Linked DNA regions of Homo sapiens: region 2 is linked to region 1. Evidence: chromatin contacts called from ENCODE Hi-C or POLR2A ChIA-PET data. All regions are on one chromosome and are shown on one strand. Each heading gives the region's core, a stretch centred on a gene start or an enhancer-like site at or near the end of the contact. The rest is flanking DNA. Distances are from core to core; before and after follow the strand shown. Region 1 overlaps IREB2 (iron responsive element binding protein 2). Region 2 overlaps MORF4L1 (mortality factor 4 like 1).

Region 1 (4,752 bases), core at 1,580-4,079:
TTGAGTCCAGGAGTTTGAGACCAGCCTGAGCATTTTTTATTTTTTATTTTACAAAAAATAAAAAATTAGCTGGGCCTGATGGTGAGCGCCTGTGGCCCCAGCTACTCAGGAGGCTGAGGAGCAGGATTGCTTGAGTCCAGGAGGTTAAGGCTGCAGTGAGCTGCTTCAGGCCACTGCACTCCAGCCTGGGTGACAGAGTGGGGTGCCATCTCCCAAAAAACACCAAAAAATAAATAATAAAAAATAATAAATATTGCATAATTTAGCTAATTATTCTCTTTACAGCTTATTTGCCTCTCCCCAGGAGAATTTTGTGTTTTGTTCAATGATGTATTCTGAACACCTAATCAATTCTTTCTTTTCCCCCCTCAACTGTTATTTTAACTTCTGGGGTACATATGCGGGATGTGCAGGTTTGTTACATAGGTAAATGTGTGCCATGGTGGTTTGCTGCACAGATCATCCAATCAACACTAATGAATTCTGATCCTCTAAGACATTTTCTTTCTTTTTTTTTTTTTTTTGAGACAGAGTTGCACTCTTGTTGCCCAGGCTGGAGTGCAGTGGCGCGATCTCGGATCACCGCAACCTCCGCCTCCCAGGTTCAAGTGATTCTCCTGCCTCAGCCTCCTGAGTAGCTGGGATTACAGGCATGCGCCACCAAGCCTGGCTAATTGTTTTGTATTTTTAGTAGAGATGCGGTTTCTCCATGTTGGTCAGGCTGGTCTTGAGCTCCGGACCTCACGTGATCAACCTGCTTCAGCCTCCCAAAGTGTCGGGATTACAGGCGTGAGCCACTGTGCCCAGCCGCCATTTTCTTTTTAACTACAGATTCCAGATACAAACTTACTATTACACATTAAAAACTGTATTCAAAATAATGTAATTTTAATTTTTATTCTATTCAGAAGATATATGAAATAAAAGAACACTGCAAATTGATTAAACTATTTAAGAAACACATAAGACTCTTACTTCTATTTTATCTTTTAATGCTTTAAACATGGATAGTATAACATGTTCTTCCTCTACTCGATGAACTTCTTCTCGACTAGGCCAAATATCATGCAGGTAAATGTTCTTGCCGGTGGGGTCAGTACCTGGTTAAAATTTTTGAACATGATACTCAGTAAAAAAATAACTCTGAAAATGTTCATACCTTTTCAAAGACATATCATGGAAATCAAGTAAATGATTCAACAGGGTGCTTCAGGCTTAAGCGGCTGGAAGAACTAATTACCTGTACATTTTATTTTCTTCACATAAACACAGAAATTAATAACTATACATTATCATACGTCTTCCTGAAATAATTCAAAGAATAGATGGTCTAAGAAACATTTCAAAAATATAACGACTTCCATTGGGAAAAGTATGTGTAGGTATACATATACATAAAGGAAAAGATACCTAAAGGTTCTGTCTGGAAATCTATATTCACTGTGCCTGCTATGGCATAAGCTACCACTAAGGGTGGAGAGGCAAGATAATTGGCACGAACACAATCACAAAGACGACCTTCAAAATTTTTGTTTCCAGATAAAATTCCACAGGTAACCAAATCACCCTGAAAAAAACACAAACACACAAACAAATAAATTCAATTCTAGAGATGGTACAAATCTGGATAATCATATATAAGCAATCTTAAAGTCTGAGGGCGAGATTAACCAAAAAACATATTACTAATTTTTAAATATAGAACTATGCATCTTGCAAATAAACTAAATCAATTCCTTGTATTATGAAGGAATTATTTCAAGGATCTACAAATGATTCATTGAATCATTTAAAGATTCACAGGTTACTATTGCCAAGAGGTGCAGAGTTTACAGAAATATAAACACATCAATATATATTTTCTATAATTTAGTAACAAAACATAGTTAAGAAAATCATTTAGATGTCTTGCCAATCCACACATTTTACCTGTTTTACTGCATTTAAAACTGCGTCTGATAAGGGTGCTGTATTTCCCACACAAATTGAACATCCATAGCCAACGATTTCAAATCTGCATTTCAAAAAAAAAGTGACTGAATAGCACATCACAACATTTATAGAGAAAGGACAAGTCTTATCTTGTATTTCTATCACTGTAATAAGATTACTTAAAAGACTATTCATGACACATGGATTAACCTTCATCAATATATTCACCTCAGAAGATTCTGAGCAATCAAGTCTAACTCTCAGGCATGCTATTTGAACCAGCTCACTGCAGCCTTAACCTCCTGGGCTCAAGCAATCCTGCTCCTTGGCCTCCTAAGTAGCTGGGGCCACAGGCGCTCGCCACCAGGCCCAGCTAATTTTTTTATTTTTTGTAAAATAAAAAATAAAAATGCTCAGGCTGGTCTCAAAGGTGAATGCAAACCTTTGAAGAGCCTTAATAGCACTTATCACTGTACAAGAGAATTCCCCCAAATACTACTTGCTAGGAATATAACATGACCTTTTAAAATAATTGATACTGTACTTCCATCCAAGAGTTTAAAATGTAAAGAGGACCTGGCTATAATAACCTGACCAAAGGTCCCAAAAGAGGCATTGATTGTAATTGGGCACTCTGATAGGAGTAATCTCTCAATTATCAACCAGTTAAACCCAAGAAGAGTCTCTGACAATAAATCCAAGATAATATAACCAAAAGATTACAGGCACAGTCCTCTAAATTACTTTCAGATGCTATTCTAAAAGCAAAAAAGTCTAAAATTTATCAGTTTTGCAATGGAATTGATGACTCATATGTTCCAAAATACACACCGAAAATATAACTAGGCTGGGTGTGGTGGCTCAGGCCTGTAATCCCAACACTTTCGGGGGCCAAGACGAGCCGATCACTTAAGGGAACAAGTTTGAGACGAGCCTGGCCAACACAGTGAAACTCTGTCTCTGCTAAAAACATAAAAATTAGCTGGGTGTGGTGGTGCACACCTGCGGTCCCAGCCACTCAGGAGGCTGAGGTAGGAAGACTGATTGAGCCTAGGAGGTCGAGGCTGCAATGAGCTGTGATTGCACCACTGCACTCCAGTGTGGGCAATAGAGCAAGACACTGTCTCAAAACCAAAAAATCCCCACACAACTAGCATCAATTGTTTTGGATTACATAAAAAACATAGGTTACTTTTTTTTTTTTCTTTTTGAGATGGAGTCTCGCTCTGTCGCCCAGGCTGGAGTGCAGCGGCACGATCTGGGTTCACTGCAACCTCCGCTTCCCAGGTTAAAGCAATTCTTCTGCCTCAGCCTCCTGAGTAGCTGGGACTATGGGTGTGCGTCACCACGCCTGGCTAATTTTGGTATTTTTTGTGGAGACGGGGTTTCACCATATTGGCCAGGCTGGTCTCAAACTCCTGGCCTCATGATTTGCCTGCCTCGGCCTCCCCAAGTGCTGGGATTACAGGCGTGAGCCACCGCGCCCAGCCCAAAAAACATAAGTTACTTTCTCCAAAGTTCAGGGACAATTTAAACTTATGTATTATAGACCCAATAACCTCATAAAACTAAAATTAAGACAATTTTCAGTTAATAAATGCAAACTATAAGATTTCTTTCTTTTTTGAACTGACCTACACAACTCACAGAAATTGTGCATACTTGGTATCGTTTCTTACACTGTAACTGTTATTTGGTTGTACTTGTTTGTCTTGTCTTCCCAACTAAGTATCTTGAAGCTAAGACCACATCTCCTACTTCTGTGTATCCAACCTGGTGCTTTGCTCATTTGATATGCCCAATAAGTGTTTCCTGAGTGATAAGGCATCAAAAATTGTATGGTAATGGCAAGGTAGCAAGTAAAACTAAAGCATATTTTTTCTATCTTCTCTTTGTATATGAAAGGCACAAACAAGCAGCTTCAGTACCTACTGAACACCAATATCAATATGAAGTGCGATAGCTGTTACTTACCCAAGCTTACTTAGATATGGTAATACTCCACTTGAACTGAGGTAATGTGTAACCATCCCACTGCCTGGAGATAAACTTGTTCTTATATAAGGTTTAACACGCAGACCAGCTTCAACAGCCTTTTTAGCCAAAAGACCTGCACAGCCAACAAACAATGATTTATTATGGCAATGTTTCTTTCCCTCTCTCACCCATATTAAAGTAAAAAGTGAGAAGTAATTTATTTAACAGATTAAAGTATGAATTCATAAACTTACTGTCATTATTTTGTCCACTTTATTCTACTGATTTGCTTCATTTACAACAAATTTAAAATTACAGCCTTTATGTTGAAAATTATTAAGATACAGGCTGACATCATTCACACAGAGTAAACAAAAGGTGCACATATATAAGTACATGTTAACAAAACCATTTTTTCTCTTTCTTCTTTTTTCTAAAGCAAACCATTTTAAAGTCATAATTACAATAAGAGCAATGTAACACATTATACATGGTTTTATACAACTAAGGAATTGTTCCAATGGGCATACAAATTAATTTCATTTACAATCCTTGCCAAGACAATGATCTTTTACTACTTTTATAACTTTTAATGAAATCTACCACACTGTTATGGTTAACTTCTAGATAATCAAGAAATACCTGCTAATTAACTATAGTTCTAAATTAACAAGAGAAGCAGATACAACCTAAAATTAATTGACAGGTAAGTTATAGTAAACAGTAAATTTACCTTCGGTGTAATAAAAACAACATAAATCAAACTCAGGCTCCTTAAGACCTAACTAAAATACTAGAAAGTCTCTCAATATCAAATGTAGACACTCATGCATCATCTAAGAA
Region 2 (4,752 bases), core at 1,689-4,188, 390 kb before region 1:
CCCTTAGTTTTTTATGTGTTCAATCGCTTTTTTTTTTTTTTTCCTGAGTCTCACTCTGTCGCCTAGGCTAGAATACAGTGGTGCAATCTCAGCTCACTGCAACCTTCGCCTCCTGGGTTCAAGCGATTCTCCTGCCTCAGCCTCCCCAGCAGCTGGGACTACAGTCGTGTGCCACCACACCTGGCTAATTTTTTTATTTTTAGTAGAGATGGGGTTTCACCATGTTGGCCAGGCTGGACTTGAACTCCTGACCTCAAATGATCCAACCGTTTTGGCCTCCCAAAGTGTTGAGATTACAGGCATGAGCCACTACACCCAGCCTCAAACACTTTTTTAAAATTTTTATTTGCTTAATTATAAGAGGGGTGTCTACCTATGTTGCCCAGGCTGGCCTCAAACTCCTGGGCTCAACCTCAGCCTCCCTAAGAAGCTAAAACTATAGGCACCACCATACTGGCTCTAAAACAATTCCTTTAAAATGCAGGAGATGGAGGAGATTAAGCCTAAACCATAAATTTGCTTTGTGTTTTTTTTTGATATCCTATATGGTCTTTCCCACTCATAGTATGCATAAAATTAAGATGTTATCTTTCCTGTAGAGAAATGAAATTCTCCTAACACTCTCAACTTTATCTGGATATTGTCAGAATATCAACACACAAAATATAAGTCTAATAAAGATTGAAATGCAGTTTTAGCAAGGCATTGTTTAGTAATAAAAAGCTATGAGATACACTAGGAGTCACTATTTTCCTGTTTCCTAGATATTAGAATCCATTTAGTACTAAAAGCACAGTTTACTTCTACCAAGACAGTTTTCTCCATTATTTTCCCAACTTCTCAATATTTAAAATACAAGTCCATGAGGTTGGAGTTACCTATCATTATTAAATATTACCTATCATTATTAGAAATACATGTTGTTGTTTCTTTTTAAAGGAGTCCAGATCTTGCTCTGTCACTCAGGCTAGAGTGCAGTGGCACATCATAGCTCACTGCAGCCCCAAACTCCTGGGCTCAAGTAATCCTCCTGCCTCAGCCTTCCAAGTAGCTACAGGTGCACACCACCACACCTCACTGATTAGAAATACTTTAATTATCATTAACTGGGAAAAAAATACCCACAAGTTGTCAGGATGCACTTCTATGCATTTCAGATTTCTACCTTTCCACATTTATATTAATGGAAGTAAAAGGTCTGATAAATTCTCAGCTGAAAACATCTGATACGTGAAAACAACTTCCTAACAAAGAAATAAAATTAACTGGGTTGGTCACCTGGATAGAGTACTAGATGAAACAAGACCAAAGTCACAGGGCCAGTGAACTTCACAGGAAAAATAAACTCCTTCCATAGTAACAGAATACTCATCAAATCAGATGGCACTGATCCCATAGTAAACCAGGTAAAAGAGCCTGAGTCAGGTGACACAAAGCCTTAAGTTACTAGAGGACAATTCCACAAGAACAATACTAAATAGCAATGGCAGTGCTATCTTTGAAGGACAAGGCATCATTAATAAAATGTAAAACCTCCCATAGTAAAAATTACAAGTCTTTTCATTACAATCACCAAATAGGAGACTTGGGTAAATTTTTAGACAGGGTTATTTGTGAGGCCCAAGGAGAAAAGTCCCATCACTGAAAAACAGCTCCACTGGATGGACATTCTAGAATGTGTTCAATCTATACCCACTGTCCATTCCTAGAACAAGATCAATAACATCGGTACTTTACATACACACACACACACACAAAAAGGCCGGGCAGTGGCTCACACCTGTAATCCCAGCACTTTGGGAGGCCGAGGCGGGTGGATCACCTGAGGTCAAGAGTTCAAGACAGCCTGGCCAATGTGGTGAAACTCCGTCTCTACTAAAAATACAAAAAATTAGCTGGGCATGGTGACAGGTGCCTGTAATCCCAGCTACTCAGGAGGCTGAGGCAGGAGAATCACCTGAACCCCTGAGGCGGAGGTTGCAGTGAGCCGAGCTCACACCATTGCACACTCCAGCCTGGGCAACGAAAGCAAAACTCCATCTCTCAAAAAAAAAAAAAAAAAAAGGCTTAACTCTTAGGGGTGAGAAATTAAGACTCTATAATTGAATGTTTCTGTGTTAAACCATGCTAAAAAGTGAGTCACATGAAGTCATTTTCGGTCAACACTAAATAATGTTTCCAAAGTTCAGAATATGGACTGGTAAATTCTGTCTTTATTTCCCAATCAAGCAACCTTTATCCTTTCCCCTTTTCTAGACAGAAAACCCAACTAGTTTTTTTTAGCACAGCTGCTTGAAATAACATATATAATCAACATGTTTGTGGTAAGGCCAAATAATTCAGGCCATCCTAAAAATGTACCAAAACCAGGAAAAAAAAAAAAACAGAAAAATGTGATTGCCACATTCAACCAGAATAATTGATTGACTATATGACTAATAGATATTACACTAGAACATAACAAATATTCCCAAGATCCAAGTATATTTAAATTAAAATGGCTCAGTACCCTAATTTCTAATAGTTTTGTCATACTACAAATGATTCACCTTTGCTTCAATATGTACTATATTACATTAAAACTGCAGAATTGAAAAGCATATGCTTGCTAAGCCAGTCAGTGACACAAGCTATCTTGTTAATTACAAATAGAATTGTAAGATCTAATACTCACTTTTTATTCCAACCACTGTAATGTATGAAGTATTTCACTTGTTTGTCCTTTATGGCAACCTTTACACACTGAAATTCAAAAAAAAAATAATAATTCACTTAGAAATTTTTTAAAGACACTACCTTTTCAAATCATCCTTCAAAGACACTCTACACAAGCTTTATGGTGGCCTAAACAGAATGACTAAGAACACTAAGCTTGTAGAATACTCAAGTTACAAAACTGAAGATTAGTCACAAAAGGTCCAACAAAGCTGAGAACCACAAGCATAAAAGGTCACCTTAAATCTTTAATCAATGGATTACAAAAGCTATCCAAGGACAGCTAATGAAAGCTATGCTTGTGTCTTCTCAGTCTAATCAGCCAGGAGCTATATTTATTTCAAAAGCAAATTCCTCTAAAGCAAAGTCTTTAAACTATATTATAAAAAAACTTCATTAGCTTATGAAAGGCAGTAAATGGACCTGTTTCTGAAAAGTTAGTTTAAACAACTTGTAAAGCAATGAATTAAAAATATTTCACTTTTCTTAAAAGCAGCCAGACAAAAGGAATTACTAGAGGCAAGTCATTAACTATGACAAGTGATGACTATCTGGTTTTGGATTTAAAAGTCTTTAAGAGAAAACCAAAATAACCACAACAGTTTAATTTGTTTCAATAGCTTCAATTCGAAAATTGTTCACCAGAGTGTCAGGTGCCAGGAGAAAAATCAGCCAGTTTAGTAGAGTTTGCCAAACGTTGATACAACAATAACAACATTCAGGGATAAAAACGATTAACAGGACATAATTTTTTTTTTTTTTTTTGGTAGAGACAGTCTTGCTATCTTGCCCAGACTGATCTCAAACTCCTGACCTCAAGTGATCCTCCTGCTTTGGCTCCCCAAAGCCCTGGGATTACAGGCTTGTACGTCACAGCCCCTGGCCATGAGTCGTAATTTAGCACTTACAAACATTATATCATTAAGATGTATGTACGTATACATATACTTAGAAATTCCTGACCATCTCCATACATCCAAATTCAGTCATTTTAGGATTTCTTTTTTAAGAGACAGTCTCCCAAGGGGCAATGGCTCACACCTCTAATCCCAACACTTTGGGAGGCCGAGGCAGGTGGATCACGAGGTCAGGAGTTCAAGACCAGCCTGGTCAACATGGTGAAACCCCGTCTCTACTAAAACTACAAAAATTAGCCAGGTGTGGTGGCTGGTGCCTGTAATCCCAGCTACTCGGGAGGCTGAGGCAGGAGAATTGCTTCAACCCGGGAGGGGGACGTCACAGTGAGCCAAGATCGCACCACTGCACTCCAGCCTGGGCGACAGAGCAATACTGTCTTGGGGGGCGGGGCGGGGCGGGGAGCATAAAAATAAAGAGAGAGAGAGTCTCGCTTGGTTGCCCAAACTGGCCTTGAACTCCTGGGCTCAAGCAATCCTCTAGCCTCAGCCTTCTGAGTAGCTGAAACTACATGCATGTGCCACCGCGTTTGGCTCTTTAGAACTTTAAAAATACACTTCTGTGTATTTAGAACACAGGAAAAAAAAAAGTAGTGAAAATGGCTAATATTTAGTCAGAAATGTCTGACACTTTAAGGCTATTTTCAGACACATATAGCATAAAACTACTCACCAAGAATTTATGCAGAAATTACATAAATTAAACATTATACTGTTTTGTATTTTACGGGCTCATTTTTGGAGCTACGACTGTTTAAGGTATAGTCAAGTCTTAAATATTTGTACTAAAAAAGTTATCAGAAACAAAATACTGAAACTTTTTTTTACTTTGGAATGCATTCTCCTGCTTACCTTCAGCTAAATGTAAAATCAGTTTTTATAACTTGAGCACACCCTGATACAAAGGGGGCCTCCCAGAATACAAACTTTGCCAGACAAATCAACAATCAACAGTTAAATGTACTTATTTTTAATATTGGCTTTTACCTTTAACCTAATATAATTAGCTCAATGCTTACTCAGCATATATTACTTTTAAAAGTAACTTCAGCAATGTTTTCTCACCAAGTCATTAACCACAAAATGCTCTTTGTTCCCACAGCCCATCTTCCCCTTCTAACAT

What was found. A loop is a pair of places that touch in the nucleus more often than their neighbours do. ChIA-PET counts read pairs that join two places held with the same protein, here RNA polymerase II (POLR2A). Pooled maps may share reads with other maps.
Region 2: a pooled map shows a loop between it and region 1 (2.2-fold over the local background). The contact joins two enhancer-like sites. A Hi-C loop is called at or near these places in 2 of 50 pooled maps. POLR2A ChIA-PET finds 5 or more read pairs at or near these places in 3 of 52 experiments (K562, Panc1 and activated naive CD4-positive, alpha-beta T cell).

What each region holds. Positions count from the first base shown.
Region 1 is chr15:78,484,995-78,489,746 of GRCh38, reverse strand. It overlaps IREB2 (iron responsive element binding protein 2), which reads right to left. Exons shown (of 22, transcript NM_004136.4): 13 at 3,907-4,042; 14 at 1,930-2,014; 15 at 1,411-1,567; 16 at 976-1,100. Among named protein-coding and RNA genes, the nearest start is that of HYKK, 20 kb to the left of the region's middle. Within about 2 kb of position 2,829, at least 2 of the 41 ENCODE cell types and tissues checked have a DNase peak (open chromatin) inside an H3K27ac peak, as active enhancers do.
Region 2 is chr15:78,878,502-78,883,253 of GRCh38, reverse strand. It overlaps MORF4L1 (mortality factor 4 like 1), which reads right to left. Exons shown (of 12, transcript NM_006791.4): 3 at 2,675-2,742. Among named protein-coding and RNA genes, the nearest start is that of MORF4L1, 8.0 kb to the right of the region's middle. Within about 2 kb of position 2,938, at least 2 of the 41 ENCODE cell types and tissues checked have a DNase peak (open chromatin) inside an H3K27ac peak, as active enhancers do.